Regions from separate parts of the Homo sapiens genome. Here region 1 is linked to region 2. The links are chromatin contacts, found by Hi-C or POLR2A ChIA-PET in ENCODE. All regions are on one chromosome and are shown on one strand. Each heading gives the region's core, a stretch centred on a gene start or an enhancer-like site at or near the end of the contact. The rest is flanking DNA. Distances are from core to core; before and after follow the strand shown. Region 1 has its middle 30 kb from the start of LGI2. Region 2 has its middle 57 kb from the start of SEPSECS.

Evidence for each region. Hi-C counts contacts between places; a loop is a spot of excess contacts on that map. ChIA-PET counts read pairs that join two places held with the same protein, here RNA polymerase II (POLR2A). Pooled maps may share reads with other maps.
Region 1: a pooled map shows a loop between it and region 2 (2.1-fold over the local background). The contact joins two enhancer-like sites. A Hi-C loop is called at or near these places in 2 of 168 maps with a recorded cell type or tissue (ovary and posterior cingulate gyrus) and 1 of 50 pooled maps. POLR2A ChIA-PET finds 5 or more read pairs at or near these places in 1 of 52 experiments (endothelial cell of umbilical vein).

What each region holds. Positions count from the first base shown.
Region 1 is chr4:25,059,724-25,062,423 of GRCh38, forward strand. No RefSeq gene overlaps it. Among named protein-coding and RNA genes, the nearest start is that of LGI2, 30 kb to the left of the region's middle. Within about 2 kb of position 1,433, at least 2 of the 41 ENCODE cell types and tissues checked have a DNase peak (open chromatin) inside an H3K27ac peak, as active enhancers do; they include ovary, where a contact is called at or near this core.
Region 2 is chr4:25,102,262-25,104,961 of GRCh38, forward strand. No RefSeq gene overlaps it. Among named protein-coding and RNA genes, the nearest start is that of SEPSECS, 57 kb to the right of the region's middle. Within about 2 kb of position 1,335, at least 9 of the 41 ENCODE cell types and tissues checked have a DNase peak (open chromatin) inside an H3K27ac peak, as active enhancers do; they include ovary, where a contact is called at or near this core.

The DNA of each region.
Region 1 (2,700 bases), core at 183-2,682, 42 kb before region 2:
AGCCTCAGTAAATTTACTTAATCTAAATGGGTCCAGATGCTGGGGTGATTCCCTTATCTTGTCTCCTGCTAAATCATGGAGGTTTGGGGAGTTCCTTCAGACCCCCAATAAACTTATTCGTGGAGGCCAGGGGAGTTTCTTCAGACCCCCAATAAAACTTGTTTAATTCTAAACAGATTAAGAATTCCTGTTAAGAATTCCTTTATTATCTTGTCATGCTTCAAGGCCCAGGAAAGCCCTGGGCAAAACTCTTGGTGGGCTTTTGTTACCTTCCTGCCTTTGTATAAGGGCACTGGCTCTCTCAGCTTTAATATTTAACTTAACCACTCAGTCAGTGCTGAAACAGTTGTTATGGAGGTCTGCGTTAGTGAGACCTAGCCTGCCACAAAGCTACATTCACAGATTCCACAGATGAAGACATAGATATATCTTTTTTGGGTGAGGGGAGGGGGCATCATTCAACCCACTATAATCAATTGGGAAAATTCTGTCTCTCTCTCTCTTTTGCATACACACACACACACACACACACACACATATACACACTCCACTACTCTACTTCATCACCAACATCATTCACCCAGCTTAGCGCTCGATGTTTTTTGCTTTTTCCAAATGTTAAATCAACTGTTAAAAGACAAGAAATATGTTCCACAGCCAATAATAGAAAACCTTATCACAGTAGCATAAATAAAGAGGAAAAATATTTGCCAACATCCACAAAAGTTAGTCAGTGGGAAAGGTCTGCTTTGAACTCTCTCACCATGGCGGACTCCCCCAATCATCAGAAAAGGGATTCAGACCTCTTTACTTGGAAGGTGTCATCAATCCATTTTATACTCTTTCTCTGCCCTAATTCAGCAATTGCTTCTTCTGTTTTTAATCGGAATGTATGTTTTCTAGTTTATTCTTAGTACACATTAGTCTGCCAAGTTAAATGTGATTAAGACAGCTCTTGGGCCTGTGATATTTTTAAGGGTAAAGGGAGGTCCTTCATAGAGCCATAATTTTCCACAGAATCATCTGAAGGCTTAATTTATATCATTGCTCATGTCCTGGCTTAAGTCGATGAAAAGCAAACAGTGACGTAAATGAAGACTCCAGATGACTTTACTGAGATTATACCCCATACTCCCGTTACTGGTTGGGAGCAAATAGAATCTTTTACTGAAATATAGCTGCGCTGACTAACAGTCACCAAGAATAAACTGGGAAGAGCATTAGATGCAGAAATAGAACAAGTAATTGCCCTGAGTTAAAAAATAAAATAAAAAGTGACGTGCTTTGTAGATGAGTCAAATTCCATATCATTTTCAACGTAAGGGTGAAACAAAGTTCTACGTAGAATGTTTGCAGATTCTTTAGAAAATGGAGGAGTGAACGAAATTGAGCCTTAAGAGCGCACCCTTGTGATGAGTTAGAGGGTGCCTCCCTCCCCTGGCTGTGCTGGTGGCTTACAGATATGAGCAAGAGGTTTTAGACAGAATTAATTAAAATGTAAAGAAGACAGAGCCCTCAAAATCTTCTCTCTCATTTCTTCTCTAAAATTGAGTAGCCAAATATAGGACTGACCATGCAAGTATATGGATTAGTCTAACAAAACACTAATCTGACACATATTTTATGAAACGCATAATAGACTTTCCATCGATGAATTAAAGCTACAAGTCACTGTACTAAGGCCATTACATACATCTCCAATATTTACAACAACCCTGCCCTTTTATAGATAAGGGAATTAGGACTCAGAAAGGCAAAGAATTTACCCAGGGCCACAGATAGAATTTCCTTGATTCCCAAATACCATTGATTGTGGTACTCACCATTGATTTCATAACTGCTTCACAGGGACCAACAAAAAATGCACTTCATTAAGTGTATGGCTCTGTTATAAGATGAATTTTGCTTTCAAGTACGTTAAAATTTGAAGGAGACAAAAGAGCATCTGAAATTCACAGAAATATGACAGACATCAGCCCTGAGAATGGGCTGTACATGTCAAGGTCTTCTGGTCCCAGGATCTAGGCTCTCTCCTCTGCAGAGCCTGCTTGTTCTCTGCTCCATGCACCAGGTGCCGACGATGGCAGATCACACTGAGAATGACAACCAGAACTCTGTGCAACAAAACCACAGTTTTAGTTCTGTTCTCCCCTTGTTAGCTTTTCTGTAACTGCATCAGTAAGGACTGTTTTGAAAATCAAGTTATCGATTCATCAACATCCCCTTCATCCATTTCCTTATTCTGGGAATATTGTGAGTCAGAGCCTATGTCAGGTCCTGGAGGGACAGCAGAGAGCAAAACACACCGTCCTCATGGAGTTTACACTTGAGTTGGAGGAAGTGGAGAGAGGGGAGGCAGGGACATTATCAAATCATCATCCAAACCAATAGGAGGTAGAATTGAGGCCTGTGCTGCACAGAAGAAGTTCTGAGTGCTCTGAAAGCCTCTCTCAGGACTTTGACTTACTTGAGGAGCTCATGGATGGCATCCCTGAACCAATGTCTGAAAGTGAGAAGTTACTGTTGCTTAGAAAGGAAGGAAGAGCATGCTCAGCAGAGGGCAGTGTGTGTGCAAAGGCCCTGTGGTGGGTAGGACCAAGAAGGGTACAAGTAAGTACAAGCAGGCAAGGTCCTCAGTGCAGAAGTAAGGAAGCTGACAAGGTGGTGGGGGAGCATGGCAGGTTTCAGAGGCCACCGGCC
Region 2 (2,700 bases), core at 85-2,584:
CAAATCCACAAGCACCTGGCAGTGCTTCAAAACCATGATAATCATCTTAACATCCAATGTTTATTAAGCACTTACCATGTATCAAGCACTAACATTGTATTTAATCCTTTCAACCTTCAAAGGTAGTTACTATGATCTCTCATTTTATAGCTGAGAAAACTGCCTCAAAAAAAAAAATTTAAGAAACATTCTCAAGGGCCCCCTCACAAGTCAGCAGTGAAATCAAGTTTCAAGCCCAGGTCTCTCAGATGTTGAACTCCGAGCTCTTGCTGCCTAAGTGGTTCAGAAATACCCGGAAAGAGGCCGGGTGTGGTGACTTACGCCTATAAATTCCAGCATTTTGGGAGGCCAAGGTGGGTGGATCACCTGAGGTCAGGAGTTCAAGACCAGCCTGGGCAACAAGGTGAAATCCCATCTCTACTGAAAATACAAAAATTAGCCAGGTGTGGTGGTGCACATCTGTAGTACCAGCTCCTGGGGAGGCTGAGGAGGGAGAATTGCTTGAACCCAGGAGGCGGAGGTTGCAGTGAGCTCGGATCGCACCACTCCACTCCAGCCTGGGTGACAGAGCGAGACTCTGCCTCAAAAAAGAAAGAAGAAAGAAAGACAGAAAGAAAGACGAAAGAAAGAGAAAGAAAGAAGGAAGGAAGGAAGGAAAAGAAAGAGAGAAAGGAAGGAAGGAAGGAAGGAAGGAAGGAAGGAAGGAAGGAAGGAAGGAAGGAAGGAAGGAAAGAAAGAGTGGAAAGATTTTTTTTTTTTTTTAATTACAGAGATCCAGGCCAACCCCTAGAGATCTGGGTCACTGGGTCTGGGGTGGGGGCCCAGACACCAGATTTTTTTCAGTGCTCCCAAAGTACTACAAATGGGCAGCCAGGATCAAGAGCCACTGGTCAAATCACATGGGATGAAGCTCTTATTTCTGTAAAGCAGTTTCAGGCATTTGTACAAAAACCATGTGACACTGACCTCCCAAACTCCCAGCAGCTTGGGGCGACCCCATGTTTCAGTAAACACCTCCCTTTAGATTACCTACACAATCTCGGCCAGCTCCTGATGGATGGAACTGAGATCTGACTTAAAGGAAGTGAGTGAGGGGTGAGGAATGGACTAGATGAGAAGAAGAGAAGCTCTCTTTTTTATTTGGCCTATCATTTTTAGAAAACACACTTTATAGTACTATGAAGGAACAGAAAGCAGCTGCTTTGGGAAACTCTGGGGGATGTCAGCTCCTGGCTTGTCACGGTTATGATCCATGTTCTGTTCCACTCCACTTACAAGAACAAATTTCCCCATGAAATGCCGGGTACAGTGTACACAGCTGGGCCCACCACACACACCGCAGCAAGGGCCAGGAAAGGGCCTGGCTGAGATAGGGCACGAGCCAGCCTTCCTCATCCTGGGGCCAGTTGGTTTTGTAGTTGTTGGAGGAGGGGAAGGGAGTTATTTGGTTTTTTTCCCAGAGGTTGGATGAATATAATCATTCAGGAGTTCCTCTCTGAACATTCTTCCTTGCTTTAAAAAAAAAAAAAAAAAAAAAAAAGCCTGGACTGCAATTTTGTCTTTATGGCCTTTCCCAGGAGATCGGCTTTTATTTCAAAAGTAAAACCCCAGCACAAAGGGTAAGGAAGCTTGCAAACCTTTTGAGGATGGCTGTATAGCAAAAGCTTTCATGAGAATGCTTCTGCAAGTCCTGTATTATCAGGAAAACGGCTTTTGCACTTGTTCTCAAAAATCTCCAGGTTCCTTCTGATTTTATGATTCTGAGTCTCTTGGTTCTAACACAGTGCTGGGCACATAGTTGATATTAAGCATGAAAATGGTGGTTTTTTGTTTTGTTTTGTTTTGTTTTGTTTCGTTTTGTTTTGTGTGTGAAAAAACATGAGCAGAAAAGAACGCCTATTGGCCAACTAGCTTCGTTCTTCATCAGCAAGACTCAGGACTTCAGTATCCCCTGAAATGTGAAATGATTACCAAATGGCTTGAATTTTGATGATACATTTCACCACTGGAGTGAAATTTAAGAAAAAAAATGCAAATACAAAATTATCCTATGTTTGTTGTTAGTATTTTAATGTGTTTCTACAAACAAACAAGAAAACATTAAAACTATATTCAGAGGGGTGGGGAGGGAGAGGAGATTCGATCCAGTGCTGGGAAGGATGTTATCCATTTCTAAAAGGCAACAGGGAGACCTTTGAACCCAGGACTCAACTCTTAAGACCTTCCTTTCAAACTGATTGTTACTCAACATCCTTTGCCTACAACCAAAGACAAATCGACCTATCTGTGCCAGATCACACTTCTCCTTCCTGTCCAAAAGGATAATGTGAGGGTCTCTGATAACATCTCACAAGATCAAGGTCCACCTGGTCTGGAGCATTTTGCAAATCCATATTAACCACATCCCAAAAGAGCCAGTGAGCCCATGAGAGTCCTGGGTGATTTTTACTCTTTTCTTCTACCAGTGTGCCAAACTGCCTAACAATTTTATAAGGGATTAACACCCTCCCATCTGGAACTTCTGCAATTTACCATTTTTTCCTTAAAAGGGAACTAAAAAAGCTCTTTCCATCGCCGGCTCTCTCATGCCACTGCCATACCTCGTGGTTCCTCAGGGAATACTCACAGCAGTTCCATGGCCATATCAGCAAGTTTTTCAGTGTCCTGGGGTGCAATTTAGCTGAGCTTTGGACATGGATG